Regions from separate parts of the Homo sapiens genome. Here region 2 is linked to region 1. Evidence: chromatin loops called from intact Hi-C (ENCODE). Cell type or tissue: ascending aorta. All regions are shown on one strand. Links, peaks and the distances in the headings refer to the core of each region. The heading gives the core; the rest is flanking DNA.

Region 1 (8,329 bases), core at 166-8,165:
GTGTTGCCCCACCATTTACATTGTAATTTTCAGGTCACACATGCATATTAGTGCTACCTTTTGGGTGCTGGCAGTGGCAGCTCTACTGATGAAGGCTACACTGCAGGATCCATTGACTGGGGCTGCCAGAGCCACTGGGTAGCTGGCATCCCGCAGCAGGGTGATTAATCTGTATGTTCTTCCTCATAGCTGTTGTAGATACAAGCATGGGGCGGTGGGTGGTCCTGAGGGAAAACAGACAGAAGGGAGGCACAGACCCACCACGGACACACAATACAAAATGCAAGGGCACCTTCTCAGCCCCGCAGCCAAACTGGGTGGAAAGGGCCACTCCTCAAGACCCTGGAAAAACAGACCCCATCAAGGAACACAAACCCATTAATGGACAAGCTGACTCAGAGGGAAAATGGGGTTGCAAACACCTTTGATGGGGAGAGGCGGAAAAGCACTTCTGGGGTGCAATCAACCTATTTCAGGGCAACTGACCATGCTTTCTAGGTTGCCAAGGCCAGCTGGTTGATTGGTTCCTGAACTGTCCAGGAAGGCAGAATCTGCGCAAGAGCCTCAAACTCCAGAGCAAAGTAAACAGGCCATCATCATGTACTTAGCAAGAAATCCTCACTCCTCAGAGAGAAGCTGGCTGGAGAGGGAGGCCAGGGAGGGTAAATGACAGGCTCTCATACTTACTGCACATTCATGCTCAAGGAGGAGGGGCTGGGGTGTGGGCAGGAAGCTTCAGCTGTGCTTCTCCAAAGGACAAGGAAGAGGAAAACAACTGTATGTCCTTGGGCAGGGCTCGGTTCCCTTTGATGATTCAGTTGTCAGTGGAATTCTTGAGGGTCTTCAACTCTAACTCAGTGCCTAGCACACAGTCTGACCAATGAATAGTTATTGGATGATGCAAAAAAAAAAAAAAATCAATGATCAGAAATCGTTTTCAGCCAGAGCTATATGTTAAAATCACCTGGAGAATGTGAAAAAATTCAGATGCCCAGGCCACATCTTCAGAAATTCTGATTCCTGTTCATAATCGTGATTTCCAAAGTGTGGTCCCAGGCCAGCAGCAGCGAGTCACCTGGGAGCTTGTTAGAAATGCAAATTCTCAAGCTCCATCCTGGAGCCACTGAAACTCGGAAGCTGGAGCCCAGGAATCTGTGTTTACACAAATCCTCCAGGTGATTCTGGTGCCCACTCAAGTTTGAAAATGAAGGGCGTGGAGTAGACTGTAGGATCCTGGCATTGTTTTTTGTTAAATGATCCCAGATGATTCTTATGTGTGGCCAGGGATGAGAATTACTAACTTAAAGAATCACAGGAGCACTCCCGATGGCACATGGTCTGCTTTACCCAGAATCACAGAATTGGAGGGAGCTTCTCATCAGCCAAGACCACATCAAGACCACGCAGGCTGAAACTGCTCTTCGGGCCCTGATCTCCACTGACCCAACCTTCCTAAACAGCCACGGAACACACGAGCAGCCACGTTCATTCTCATTCCCTCATTTCTCTGGAACTGCACCATGTGCAGCACTGCCTCAAGGGACACTGATCGCGTATCCAGCGACACTCCATGAGGCACGGGTCGCAATCACAATCCAGACGAGCAGGAATGACTCAATACTTGCCCGATCCCTCCCCTTGGGAAGGTCATTCCCAGAAACCCTTCCTCTAGAATATTCCTTGGGAAAAATGGAGAGAAGGGGTTAAAAGTACCAGGAGACCATGAAGGAGGAAAAGCCATAATTTGAGAAACCCAGAAGGGGTCCTAACGGTAAAGAGCCCTCTGTCAACTGGGGGCAGGCCCCTGTGGGACCTCCCACCTCTGGGCCCGGGGTAATTGGGACAGTCAGCCAGACAAGGCACACAGCTTCCAAATTTCTTGCATGACCTCTCCACACACACCCTTCACTTTAGATTTTGCCTCCAGAAAACAAGAATAAAAATCTGCTTAAAATTCCTCTGGCGTTCCAATGTGCTTGGGGCACATGAGTAAGGGAGGGCCACTACCAATTTCAGTCCTGAGGCACATTCTTTTGGGACAGTGAAGAAATCCTTTCTCCTGTTATGAGCATTGCTCAGTAAGAAAAAACATAAAAGTTGTAAGCATGAGTTCCCAACGCACATTTCCCACTCTCCAGAGGAGGGCTGCTCATGACAGCCTGAGCCTGGGTCCTGTCATTGTTTCTTGTTTGTCTCCTTCCACTGGCCACAGTGCTCTCGGGGGAGGGACTGCGCCTCCTCCACTCTGCAGCCCCAGCCCTGTGTCCGGCACACCATCCACACTTGATCAACAAGAGCCCCCGAATGAACCTCACAGACCTGTTCTTCAGCCACCCAGAGAAGCCCCGAAGCCAGAACTACTGCAAAGCAGCTGGGTGCTGGGCCATCAGGCCCTGTTACCTGTGACATCTTCCCACAGGGTCCTTACTGTGCAGAGCCTGTAGACACTGGCCCTTCCTATCTGGCTTCCTGCCTAAGGCATATTTTCACCCGCTCGCTCCACTTTCAAGTATTATGTTCTAGGAATACTAGCCACTAAGACATCTTCTCAAATTCCTTATTAAATAGGCCAGAGCCTAGGATAATTAAGGTTCTTGCTTCCTACTCCCTTTTAATGCAAACAACCAAACCTGTTTCCCAGGCCTCAGCAAGCTTTGACATTAACTCTAAATGGAAGGTCAAGCAGGCCAGTCTTGTTTCAAAGCTCTTTGCAAAGAAAAAGGACAACTGAAAACAGAACCGGCCAGGTATAAATGACGAGTATTTAGCTCTTGGTAACTCTGTTCATTCTAATAACTCTGGCAGTCATCCATAATTCACACGAGGCAACATCCCTTTAAACAGCTGAGTGAAGAAAACAGGCGACAGGACTAGGAGACCTTCATTTTTAGTTAGAGTTCATCCCCTGGGAAATGTCCCTGGGCCTCAAACTCCCTGACTATAACATGAGGGCTCGCCTAAACGAAATGGCCTGAAAAGCTGTGCAGTTTGAAGAATCCCTATCTTCAGTGGAAAACGGCTGAACTTTACCATCCATGTGGTATTCCTTGCACATATAACGTAAATTCCTAATAAAACACTCCCTTCCACTGCCGCCCAAAAAGCCGCTGGGTAGGTGCGCACCAGCCTCTCTCGAATGAGCACGTTAGCAACAGGTTGAGAAAAAGAGTAGAAATACCGTCAGATAAGAACATGGGGTTTGGAGACCAGGGAACGGTGGAAGGGAGCCTAGGAACGTCGAAAGTAAGTCTCGTCCATCACTCTGCTTTGAGTGATTCCAGCTCTGCGGCACAGCAGAGTCCTCTCATTGAAAGTCAACCCGTCTGGGATGAGGAGGTGTTTAAGGAGAGTTTAAGAACAGAGCTCCTAAGTTCCAAAAGCTCCTGAGTTGTAGCCGGCACAGGCTATGGGCAAGGAAGGAAGGCTGCCATTTCCTCCACTACCTGGGCTCTCCCTGCAGCCCTACGTCACCTTCACAAGTGGTTCCAGCCAGTGGTATGTTGTTAAATGTTTTAGCAACTGGCTTTTAGGAGAGGGGGAAGGAAAGCTCTGGGTGTAGCATATGCCAGTTTTTGTGGTGTAAATGTTCCCACTACTGCCCATTTCAAGTTATCAATGTGATGACATTGAATGCCCAGTGTAAAGGGTTGAGTTCAGTCAGCAATCATGAGCCCTTCCCACCCGCTTGACCCAAGGAAGAGGAAATTCCTGCTAGGTAACACGCAGGGATGGAATGGAGAGAAACAGAGTGTTTCTACAGAGGGAGCAAGGTGTGAGTGACAGGCTGCCGTCAGCACTTAGCGGCCCGTCCCTCCTCCCAGAGAGCAGGAGAGATGCCAGGCACCACTGGAAGCCAACCCAGGATCTGCAGAACGGCCCTACCCCAGGCCCCGCTCACTGAAGGGCATCGCCCACCAGAGGGCAGGCTGGAGAAATGAAAGGAGACACATGGCCCTGGCCCATTCTGTGGCTACCAGGAAGGTAACAAGGAGGAGGCTTCAGGCTCTAAGGAAAATGAAGTTTGGGGATCACTGGTAGAAGTTAATTATCCTTGCTTCCCCTTGGAGCAGCGGGCATCCCTTCCCTGCAGACTCACACTGGAACAAGGCTGAAATGAGAGCCGCCTGCCTGCAGCTTAGGGGCAGAAGTGTCTCGTCCAACTGCCACTCAGTCAGGAAACTGAACAAAGCAGGACCCCATAGAGTGCACAGGCCGGAATTATGGTAAATTACAAAGCAATGATAATCATTTACATGTGTGCGTGTCTGCCAGTGTATGCCTCACTTTCACAGACCTTTTTTCTTTTTAATTCTGATCCTGGGAGGCAGACAGAACAGTGAGCTCTCTCCCTAAAGAGTTGACAGCATAGAAGCGGGCAGTATGCCCGCCTGGAGGGCTGTTCTGTGCTGCGCCTGGGTCCTGTTCTGCACCCTCCTCCCCCAGCCCCTCACTGTCTCTTCCTTTCAGTGGCTCTTCTCATTCATTCCATCTTGGCAGCAGCCGCTTGTGTAACTAAAACCGCAAGAAACTTTGTTTGGCTTCGAATTCAGAAGAAATTCCAGTAACTCACTTCCCACTACCAAAAAAAAAAAAAAAAATCTAGAGGTCTGTTCTAGAGAATTCAGCTTTTTCCGTGGGTAAAATATTCACAAAAAAATGCTCCCTCTCCCCAGCTTACCCCACTCCCCCGCTGAAGCCCCAACATCTGAAAGACATCGGCCCCTCACTCATGCAGCCCGGCAGAGCCTCAGCACTTCCTGAGGGCCAGGGACGAGCTAGGGGGATGGCGGGTTCCTGTTTCGTGGCTGGAGCCAAGCAAGTTAAGAGTTGTTGAAAGACGTGCTTGGCTGGTCTCTCTCCTCACCCGGGTATACTGCTGTTTTGTTTTCAGTGGACAAGGAAGCCAGGGATGAGATCTCTGAGCATCCAGCTCCCGGATCTTGGAAAAAGGCATAGCCAAGGCCCTCCTTACTCCTCCCCACCAGCCATATCTAATATCTGCTAACATCCTTGCAAGCAGCTTCATGCCTGCATGAATGAAGCACAAGTAGCTGCTGCTAACTCAGGAGGAAGGACTTTACTCTGCATGTCCTAGGCCCTTTCTATTGAAAGTGGGGCCCAGGATTCGGACCAGACGGCAGCATCCTCTGGGAGCTTGTTCCAAATGCATCATCTTGGATCCCCATCCTGGATCTCCCGAATCAGCACTGCATTTTCACAGGATTCCCTGGCACTGTCTTTAGACCATGTGCCAATAAACATTTCAGTGTAATAGACACGTATTGGGTACCTGCTGTGTACCGGGCACTGTGCTGGGTGCTAAGGTGATAAAATTCTGAAAGTGGAATCCCTAATCCAGTGAGTATACAGGACAGACTGGCTCGTGGCAATAATGCCCTGTCCCTGCAGGCTGAGTGTGGATATAGAGTAAGGGGTCCATGGTCTTCCCTCATGGAGGTGAAGGCTCTAATTTGTCCAGCCCAACCTTGTGACTTCAGATGCTTCCATACCCTGCATTTTCAGTAGAATTCTGTGACTGATATTGGTTTGCTACCCAAAGTCTCCCCTGAAAAAGGTAAGATACTTTGTCAGCCTCCCTTGCAGCCAGTTGTAGCTAGTTAATTGGATTGTGTCACTAAGAGTAAGGAGAAGTAGCCTTGCACCTTGCTACTCAAAATGCAGTTTCCAGCCACACTGACACACTCTGGCAGCTTGATCAAAATGTGGAATTTCAGGCTCTACCCAAGATCTACTACATCCAAACCTATATTTTAACAAGATTCCCAGGGGATCCTTGTGTAGATTAAATTCAAGAAGTACTATGCTAGGGACTTCTGGGAAAGCCTCTGTTTTATGTAAAAAAAAAAAAAAGGGCCAGAGTGTTATTGGCTCCACTCCTTCCTGGTTCCACCTGCCTTGAATGGGGGTGTGATGCCTGGAGCCCCATTGACAACCATCTTGCAACCATAAGGAAATCAGCTTGAATATGAAAAGCCAACAGACTTAGTATAAGGAAGTGGAAAGAGAGAAAGAGCCTTGGTTCTCAGTGGCATCTTGAGCTGCTGAACCAATTCAGAGTCCTTAAGTATCCTGTTACTTGAAGTCGAGAACATTCCTAACTTACATGTACTCTCTGTTCTTTAAATGAGCACAGGTCTTGAGGTGGCTGATCAAGCCTGAAGAAAGCTAAAGATTCTGCTGAGACCTGCCGCAGCCAGACTGCAGGTCTCCTTTTCTCTGGCAGGAGGCGGGTGCGCTGTACCTGACCACTCATTCAGCAGGCACAGCTGACTCTGATCCCATGAGCTGTGAGGGAAGGAGTGGTTTTGGTGACCTCCTCCTAAGGTCATTGTCTCAGACAAAGCTTTCCAGGCCTACAGGGGAGCCTGAGTTTTCTTCCGGGTGTTGACTTGGAACTCAGTTTCCATAAAGCTGCTGTTCCTGTCTCACTCCTGTGAGAGGCTCCCTAAGTCTTCCCTATTGAGAGGGAAATCCGGGCGTTCAGCCCTGTCTGCCAAGAGTGTGCTAGGGCTGTCTAGTGCCTTTGGGCTCACAGGACTCTCCTTACTTTGGGGATAGGAAAGAAGAAGAGGGAGGAAGCAGGAGAAATTGGATGTACCCTAATCCAGCCTCTAAAATGTCAAGTCCTGCGAAGTCCCCCAAATTCCAGGAATGTCACCCCCTGTGTTCCCTCCCTCCAGAATCTCCAATCGGTAGTTTGGCTTTGGGAACAGAAGCTCTGGATTGGTTCTGAAATAATAATCATTATAAAATTAGGTAAATCCCCCTAGGTTCTTCTAAAGGAAGGAAGATAAGGAATGAGGGAGGGAAGAAGGCAGGCAAATTATGTATGGCAAAAAAAGAGAAGATTCATAAACACATAGTATAGGAACTATCCAAAATGAAGGACATAGAAAAAAAAGAATTAAATAAAATGAAAGTGCCAGTGATCTGTTCGACAATGTCAAGCAGCCTAATACATGTGTAATTAGAGTTCTCACAGGAATGGGGGGAGAAGCAAAAAAAAAATTATAAATAATAGCCAGAAATTTATCAATTTTAATTTTAAAAATATAAACCCACAGGTTCCAGAAGCTCAAGGAATGCCAAGCACTAGAAACATGAAAAAAGAATTATACCAAGGCACATCATAATCAAATTCCTCAAAGCAGTGATCAAGAGAAAATGTTAGAAGTAGCCAGGGCATAAAGACACATTTAGGTACAGTGGAACAGACAAGAGGGACAGCAGGTTTCTTATTAGAAACAACACAAGCAAGAAGACAGTGGAATCATAGCTTTACAGTCATGGAAGGAAAAACTATCACCTGAGAATTCTATACTAAGTAAAAATATCCTTCGGAAATAAAAGTGAAAAATAAAGACTTCTCTTCAGACATAGAAAAGCTAAAAGATTTTAATCCTAGCAGACTTGCACTGCAAGACATGTTAAAGGAAGTCCTTTAGGCAGAAGGAAAATAATATGAGATAGAAGTGTGGATCTACATAAAGGAATCAAGGGTACCAGAAATGGTACTGACATGGTTAAGTATATATGATTTTCATTGAAAAGATCATTGACTGCCTAAACAAAAATAGTAACAATGTATTGTGAGGTTTAGAACAAATGCACAATTAGCATGTATGGCAGCAACGGCATAAAGGCCAGGAAGGGAGTGATCTAAGTGTGCTATTGTGAAGTTCCCGTACTATATGTGAAGGGGTTTAGTAACAACTGAAGACAAACTGCGATGATTAAGGCCTGTTGTGGGGTGGGGGCGGGGGGAGGGAGAGCATTTGGAGATATACCTCATGTTAAATGACGAGTTACTGGGTGCAGCACACCAACATGGCACATGTATACATATGTAACTAACCTGCACGTTGTGCACATGTACCCTAAAACTTAAAGTATAATAAAAAAAGGATGTATACTATGAGCCCTACAGCAACTGTTAAAATAACAAAACAATGGATTTTAGCTAATAAGTCAACAGAAGAGATGAAACTGAATCCTTAAAAATACTCAGTTAATCCAAAAGGAGGCAGAAAAAGAGGGAAAAGGGAACAAAGCTACATGGGACTAACAGAAAACAACAAGAGGTTAAACCGAAGCACAGCAAGGTATCAAGAGGTTAAACCGAAGCACAGCAAGGTATCAAGAGGTTAAACCGAAGCACAGCAAGGTATCAAGAGGTTAAACCGAAGCACAGCAAGGTATCAAGAGGTTAAACCGAAGCACAGCAAGGTATCAAGAGGTTAAACCGAAGCACAGCAAGGTATCAAGAGGTTAAACCGAAGCACAGCAAGGTATCAAGAGGTTAAACCGA
Region 2 (8,329 bases), core at 63-8,062, 53 kb before region 1:
TGTGTGAAACGCAGGGCCCGCACAGCACTGCCTCCCAGAGTGGGGATTCCACAGCGACTCTGAACTTCATACTTAGAAGAGCAGGGCCTCACCTGGGCTGCCTTGGAATCCTCAGGAAATTGGATCTCATGGGGTTCTTAGACATCAGATAGTTTAATCCCTCGCTGGAACAGATGAAAAAGGGAAAGAGCCAAAGGAAAACAATGACCAAGTGCCAAGCTCGCACCATGTGCTCTAATCCTCACGCTATCCCAGGGGTCAGAGACACAATCTTTCTGCAGATCGCCTGCCAGTCACACAGCCAGGATGCAGGGAGGAACCAGGATCTGTGTGACCAGTGCCCCAGCACTCCCCTCACTGCCCCAAGCCACCGCAGGTGAAAACAGGAAGAGGCCTGTCCAGGTGACAAGGGTAACAAGTGGCACATCCAGGCCTGGACCAGGGCTTTCGACCAAGTCTTACATGCAAAAACGTTCATGTCCACTCCCCCTAGGGAGTGTTGAAGGTGCCTACTGCCGTATCGCTGTATTTCATTAAAAGGCCAAGTCTTTTTTTTTTCTTTTTTGAGACGGAGTCTCACTCTGTCGCCCAGGCTGGGGTGCAGTGGCACAATCTCGGCTCACTGCAAGCTCTGCCTCCCAGCTTCACGCCATTCTCCTGCCTCAGTCTCCTGAGTAGCTGGGACTACAGGCGCCCGCCACCACGCCCGGCTAATTTTTTTGTATTTTTAGAGAGATGGGGTTTCACCGTGTTAACCAGGATGGTCTCGATCTCCTGACCTCGTGATCTGCCAGCCTCGGCCTCCCAAAGTGCTGGGATTACAGGCGTGAGCCACCACACCCAGCCAGTGTCTTTTTTCAAGGAAACTTCAGCTATGGATCAAATCAATCTCCTCTCAATACATTTCCAGGGACCCTCCGGATCCCTCTGTTGATCAGAATTTTATCTTAACTACAGGTAGAAATAAGAATGCCCCAGCTTGGGTTCAGCCATGTTTTGTTAGAGGTTGTACAGGTGGCACTTGGGTTGTGTTTTAGAAGAGTAATTGTGGGTTCAGAAAGCATTTTCCCAATGCTATGTCCCATTCACTTGTTTTCTTCCTTTCAGATTAATAAAGATAATGCTCAGCCTGTTGGCATGGGTGTGAGGAGTCAGAAACTTTCATATTCTGCTGCTGAGAATCCAGATTTGGACAGGCTTTCTTAAGTGCCTTTTGGCAAAATAAAGCAAAAAACATAACTTTTCACCTATAAATCCTTCTGTTAGAATACATCTGCAAAAAGGGGTATATATAGAATACAGTTATTTATTTTACATATATATGTTATTATGTACATTATAAAGTTGTATATAGAAGAATAAAGTTATTCTTCACTGTGCTGCTGAAACTGTGAAAACAGCTTCGTGCTCACCAAACAGCAGATGAATTATGAACACCAGGACACCTTCACAGGATTCCACATTATACTGCAGATTCATATTTAATGCCACAAAAGGACAGTCATTACATATAGTTTTTAAAAACCAAAGTACATAGTAATATGTGTAGTAGGATTCTTTTTTAAAAAAATATATTTCCATATTTGCATGGTAAAGACTGGAAGGATATACACATAAAAGAGAGTAGTATCCCTTTGGTCTGAGATTTTGAATGAACTTCTTTGCTCTTTAAAAATCTGCCCTTAATTTTTTGATAATGACTATGTACGACAGTCACGTGCTGCATAACACTGCAGTCAACAACAGGCCACATACACAATGGTGGTCTCATAAGGTTATAATGAGGCTGAAAAATTCCTATCACCTCATGACATCTTGATGACCTGCGTAGGTCTAGGTTACTATGTGCGCGTGTCTTACTTCTTAACAAAAAATTTACAAAGCAAAAAATAAAATAAAATAATTTTTAATAGAATACATCACATAGAAAAAAGGATATAAAGAGAGTATTTTTGTACAGCTGTGTGTTTGTGTTTTAAGCTACATGTTATTATAAGAGTCATCAAGTTAAAAATTAAAGTTTATAAAGCAAAAAAGTTATAGCAAGCTAAGGTTAACGTATTATTGCAGGAAGAAACATATTTTTTATAAATTTAGTGTAGCCTAAGTCCACTGTTAATAAAGTCCACAGTAGTGTGCAGTCATGTCCACTCACTCATGACTCACACAGAGCAACTTCCAGTCCTGCAAGCTCCATTCATGGTAAATGACCTACACAGGCAAACCACTTTCTTAATCTTTTATACTGTACTTTGTACCTTTTCTATGTTTAGATATGTTTAGCATTGTATTACAATTGCTTACAGTACTGAAGTACAGTGGCATGCTGTACGGAATCCAAGGAACGATGGGCTACGCCATATAGCCTAGGTGTGCAGCAGGCTCAACCATCCAGGTTTGTGTATATTCACTCTATGATGTTCACATATGATGAAATCACCTAACAACGCATTTCTTAGAATGTATCCCCATTGTTAAGCAATTCGTGACTGTACTTGTGTAATTATAATTTTGAAATTATTCTCTAAATTAAAAGAGAAGCTATTATTGATATGGGGGGAAGCATTTTTCCTATAAAACAATCTGTAACTCATAATAAGATAATCAGATTGGATCATAAAACCTGTTAAACCTGTTTAGCATGATGGGTATGCTAGCTCAACTTGGGGGTGTGTTGGGGGAAAGGGACAAGAAGGAAAGAAGTTCCCTTCATTTCCTTGGGCCTAGGATAAGCCCTCAAGAGCCCTATTCCACCCCCAAGGGCACCTCCTCCAAGGCTCCTGCTATTCTCATGCTTCCTGGGCCCTGTGTCCTGGATGCACAGGCATACCGGGTCGCTCGCTGCTCCAAAGTTACCCACTTCACACCAACCTTGCCAACCCTAACCCTATCTCTCAGACATCACCCAGTCTCTGGGGAGCAAAAGAATGGCATCTGCCAAAAGAACAGCTGAGATGAGCCACCGGTGGTCAGTGTCACTGACTGGAGGGAGGGGGACCATGGTTCCAGCTGTATCAGCTTCATGGGGGTGGGGGTGGGGGGACATTTCTGGTATGCAGCCACTTTTGGCTCCAGTGCATCCTGAGCCACACAGCCAGGACCTGTGGACGGCATGTGTCCATTGGCCTTGGCATCTATCTCAGACAGACCCTTGTGCACAAGGCGCCCACCCTGGGGTCTCTTCTTGCTATGGACTGCATGGGGATGCTATTATGCCTATACAGATGTCCGTTTTCTTCATTTACCGATTCTCTGACTTACTGATTCAGAAGACGTTTGCTGCTAATTAGCCCCTTGCCAGACATCAAGGAGGGGTCAATAGTTAAAAAACGAGTTGCCCTCTCCTCCCCCCATGTAGCCAGCACTGGGGTCTAAAGTTGGCGTGGCATGCTCCTGCCAAGTCCTGCCTGGCTGTAGGAAAGGCATGCTGGGGGTAGTGAGGGGGAGTGTAGGGTCCTGGGATAGGACCAGGCTGTGCAGAGAGGGGATTCCAGGCTGGAAGTGTGGACTTAATCCTGGGACAGTCATTCCAGGTGCTGAAGCAGAGAAAGGGGACAATTAAGGAGATCTGCCTGGGGGCTGCCTGTGGGATACTACAGGGGGCTGAGACCAGAGGCAAAGACCAAACCTGAAGTCAGAGGAGGAGGCGTGGTCACCACAGGCTTCAGAGAAGGTGGCCAAGGGCAAAGTGCCTGGTTCAGGAGGGCCAGCTTCTGGCCTCCCCAGTGGTGGGTCCTGGAGGGTGTTACTCAGTTCCTCTGGGCAGCCCACTTTTCCTGAGTGAAACGCACATGATAACTCTGCCCTCGCATCTCAAAGGGGCTGGGTGCATTTAAAGTGCTTTGTTAAACTGTAGAGTGCTATACAAATGTTAGCTATTATTATTAAAGGGCTGAGACAGTATTTTGTCAGCAGCTTAGTTCAGCTTGGTTGAACACGGCACTCCAAACATTTCACCAAATACCAAACAGGACTTTGTTATTTAGGGAAGAGATTCAGGAGCTTTCATGGAACACTGGAACATCTAAACACCAGCGAAAAACACAACTATCCCAGCCTCCATGATAAGCATCTTCACTGTGGCGAGGCTGGAGGGCTGGTGAGCACTGTGACCCTCAGGCTCACGCCCAGAGAAGGCCTACAGTCTTGGGGTGCTTGGCTCCAAAAGGAGTCTAAGTCTGGAGGAAAGGAAAAGGAGGGTGTTCATACGGCCAGAAACAATGGTCCTGGCTAGTCTGTGTTTAGCCAGGTTTACCCTGAATGCTCACTCAGTTCTACAGGGGAAGGGCCTCTCAGGGACTACTGACCATGCAGAACACCTCAGAAACTTGGAATCCCAAAACCTTGGTCTTGGAAGGGCATTGCAGCCAGGCTGCCTCTCTACCTGCTTATCTTCCTCCCACAAGCCTGTGGGCTTCTCGAGGATGGAAACCAGTCCCCTAGTACCTAGCAAAGGACCGAGGACGTAGCCAGCTTCCCATATGCATTGGTTGTTTGGATGGATGGATGGATGGTGAATGGATGAATGAATTCCATAGCATTTCTAATCAAGAAAACACCAATCTGTTGCTTCCCACCTTTCCAGGGGAAGCCACCTTTTCTTGCGGTGTCTTACTCTTAAAAGAGTAGTATCTCATCCTGTGTCCCAACCCTGCCCGACATGGCACTCCACTCGCTCCTTTCTCCCACCACTGCTGCCCATCAGGAGGCTGTTGTGTTAATTCTGAAGGCTGAAGCCACCCAGAAACCTCCGCCCAGATGCCTTAGAGGGCCCCTAAAGAGGAGGAAGTAGCCAGGGGGTTGGCCTCATTTCCCAGCTAGCAGCACCAGCTCTTCCCTGGGTGTGAGCTGAGAATTTTCGGGGACAGGCAAAGAGCCTTCCGGAAGGGCAATAGGTTCCTATTTAAACGGTTGTTTTCATTTGCGTGTTTCACTAAGCACAAAAGCTCCCCTTTAAGCCCTCATCTCATGGTGAACAGACTATTCCTGCCTGTCTGAGTCACATATCTCTGGGCAGCCAGACCTTCTGACTCACTGGTGGTTGAAATCTCAGATTCACAATACCAGAGAGTTGCTAAAAATAGGAATCATGTACCTGGGCCCCAAAATAGGACAGAGTCAAACACGGCTCTTTAAAAACCTACTGCCCAATGTGTAACATAAAAATCAAAGAGGGGCTATACTTGTCTTCTTTCATATTATCTTAAATGTAATAAAGCCGTCTCTAATTCCTTTGGAAATCGGCAAAGTAGATGGACCAATACAATAGAAAGATAGGTTGGAATAATCGTGCCTAGTGCACTCTGGTTGTTTTTATTAGAAAATTCTATATCCTTAAATTAGCATAGGGTATTTTCACAGCAGTGGTAGGGAAATGAAGCTTCTCCATCCATGCTTTGCCAGTTTCTCTCTTGGGAATCAATGTGGCTTAAAATAGTAAGGAAATTTTCACTGAGGAACAAAGAGGATGCTTAGGGTTTGTTTTTTTTTTTTTTTTTTGGAGTTGTTTTATATTTCCTTTCAAGGCTTTGAGGTCTCCCTATATTAAAATTTTATAGCTTTTTCCATTACTTGCAAACTGTTTGTACTTGAACAGCCTTAGGATCAGCCTTGATTTTTTTCAGCCTTACTTTTTTTTGGGAAAAACATCTATACCACTTGAAGTATTCTTGACAATTCTGGGCAAAAGTCACAACAACTTTCTTCATCCTGCGTCTCTCCTATAGAAGTTACCATGGCTTCTGGGCCTCTGCTGACCTCACAACAGCCTGCAGGGAGGTTGGGCAGATGTCCTCACTCTGGGTCTACAGATGGGACTCAGATGTGCAGGGAGGAAGCACTCAAAGGGAGGGCCGGTCCCTCACCCAGTGTTTCTGATGCTTGCCCTGTCCTGCACCTGGAAAGGCTGGGAGTAGACACATGTGAAAGAAGAGAACAGAGCAGACCTGCCTTCCAGGGACAGGAGGGAGCCACGCTGTGCATGTCCTGCTCTGTCTGATGGCTGCCACCCGTGGAAAGGTGCTGCCATTCTGTCTTCCATACCTGCACATCTTTCTACATTATGTTTAAGGTTTTTTTTTTTTAACTAATATGCTCTACAGAGCAGATGACCTAAAGAAAATCACCCTGGAGATTGTCTCAAGAGGAAGGAAATGGCTCTTGACATCGTAAATCACAGATGTTTGTTTTCATGGTGTTTTAAATTCCAGTGACTTCCGGAAGGTGGGAGCCTGCAGGCATGGCGGAAGAGACCACTGAGTTATGGATCATAAATCACTGGGGCCACTTGTGGAACCCAGCCTAAAATCGCCAGCAGCCAAGATGAGGCTGCCGGGTGAGTGAGGGGGAAGACAGGGGATCACAGTCACACTTTGGCCAGCTGGGACAAGGTAAAATGGCACTATGTGTGGCTGAGATACTAGAACCTCCAAACCCAGAGCATCTCAGAATAGGGTTGAGGCTCATGAGAGGCCACTGCTAGCTTGGAAGCAGGCGTGGGAGTCCCTGGAATGGGTGCCTCAGCCTGGGGCCATTGGATAGGTCTATGGGGGAAAAGCTTAAAGAGAACGTGCAAGAAGCTCTGATAATGAAGCTTAGACATTTAAGAAAGGCGTTACGGTCTTATCTTTCTTGAACACACAATGGAAACCCCAAACCATGACATTTCTATCTAATTTAGGAGGGAAATAAATTGCCAAGAGTTGATGGTGGCAGGCCTTTAGTTGCTGTCATCTCATTTAATCCTTGCATCATACAATGGGACAGTTTATTTATTCTCTTAATTTTATAGCTGAAAAAACTGAGTTTCAATGAAGTTAAAGAATTTGCTGGAAGTCACACAGCTAAGAAATAAAGTCAACATTGAAAAAAATATTATTTTGTAGAAACGGGGCCTCACTATGTAGTCCAGGCCGGTCTCAAAGTCCTGGCCTCAAGAAATCCTACTGTCTTGGCATCCTGAGTCACTGGGACTATGGGCGTGAACCACCGTGCCTGGCTGGAGTCAGTATCTGAACCATGACTTGCCAGACATCCAAGCCCACTTCGCCTCACTACAGCACAATTCCTCTCTAGGACATGTGCCCAGTCTGCTAGTTGGAAGTTGAGCATCCTAATGAACCAGCGCTCCTGTCCTTTTGAGCCTAGAATGAGTTCTTTTGACTCAACCCATGGCAACCTTTTCCCTGGCTTTCTCTCTCCTCAGTTCCAGTAGAGTGACTGGCATATGCTGGTAAATGTCTGCTGAACTGCAGTAATGCTGTGGCACCTTCACTTCAGGGGGCCTCCTCTAGAATAAGACATCATGAGTGGCCAAATGGCTTCCACCCACTTTCTGCCTTGTGTAAATCTTTTTCACTAGGTGGGGGTAACCTGAAGGAGAAGGATTTATAAGCATGGAGGGCCCACCTCTTGTAGGCAAATTCATCTTCTGAGGCAGGAAGCAGCATTAGGAATGATCTAGCCCATCTCCTTGCCCCAGGGTGAGACAATAAGGGATCTTCCACTCTGCCCAGCATCGTACTGTTTGCAGAAGGAGTAAGAAGGGATAAAGAGGAAGTTAGAAGACTGACCTAGTCACCAATGACGGGAGGCAAGTAACTTGATTTCCCTGAGCCTCAGTTTCCTTTCCTAAGGGAAGTAATTCCTGTCTTGTCTTTCTTAGGGAGTTCTTGTGAGACCCTAAGGAGGGCTGTGTGCCACAGAGCTTTGAACATCAAAAAGAGCTACACAAATGGCAGGCATTTCTTCTCCAGGCTCTCTGGGGAGACAGTGAATGGTGTCTTTGTGTGATTCATTTTGTGTTGATTCACTCTTGCTGTCAGAAAGGCTTCTGAATGCCAACCTCCATCTCTCTCTGCAGCTGTCCCCTGTCGTTACGCCTTGTGAGGTGACGGAGAACAAGGGGTCAGAATCACCCTAACAAGGCTGCATCCACTGCTACTGGAAGGAGGCTGGATGGCGCGGTCATGCTTCCTATGCACAGGCATACAGTTTGCCTTCCCCTTAGGCCACTGTGGGATGAGAATTCCAGGAGAAAACGCAGGAAGGATGCTTGTTATTTAATAACAAGCTTGAGGAAATCACAACAGAGAGGAGGAAGCAAACAGGCTGACAAGTCAGGATGGCAGCGTGGGGGCCAGCGCCCCCAGTTCACCCACCATGGGCATGATCCAGGAGGCCAGGCAGGGCTGGAATTAAGAGCACAGGTTTTGGAGTCTCCCAATCTCACCTGGAATTCCAGCCGCACCTCTTACTACACACTGGCCTTGGGTAAATCATTCTGTCTCTCCAATACTTAGTGTTCCTTATCCACTAGGGGGATTAAATG

What was found. A loop is a pair of places that touch in the nucleus more often than their neighbours do. Peaks named below come from ENCODE experiments on the same cell type or tissue, not always from the same donor. Only the 100,000 strongest peaks of a DNase experiment are listed, where the experiment ranks them.
Region 2: it touches region 1 in a loop (2.1-fold over the local background); 7 of 110 quality-filtered maps call a loop at or near these places.

Annotation. Positions count from the first base shown.
Region 1 is chr12:2,280,563-2,288,891 of GRCh38, reverse strand. All of the region lies in intron 3 of CACNA1C (calcium voltage-gated channel subunit alpha1 C), which reads right to left. CACNA1C-IT3 (CACNA1C intronic transcript 3) reads right to left here. Exons shown (of 3, transcript NR_046769.1): 2 at 688-873; 3 at 147-224. Among named protein-coding and RNA genes, the nearest start is that of CACNA1C-IT3, 15 kb to the right of the region's middle. In ascending aorta, for the core only: a CTCF peak has its summit at 3,918 (motif pointing right); DNase peaks (open chromatin) are centred at 721, 1,521, 2,251, 3,911 and 1 weaker place; H3K4me3 peaks cover 1,759 bases; H3K27ac peaks cover 5,244 bases.
Region 2 is chr12:2,333,193-2,341,521 of GRCh38, reverse strand. All of the region lies in intron 3 of CACNA1C (calcium voltage-gated channel subunit alpha1 C), which reads right to left. Among named protein-coding and RNA genes, the nearest start is that of CACNA1C-IT3, 68 kb to the right of the region's middle. RefSeq lists an enhancer at 3,560-4,060. In ascending aorta, for the core only: no CTCF peak of the experiment used is centred there; DNase peaks (open chromatin) are centred at 5,011 and 7,010; H3K4me3 peaks cover 581 bases; H3K27ac peaks cover 7,651 bases.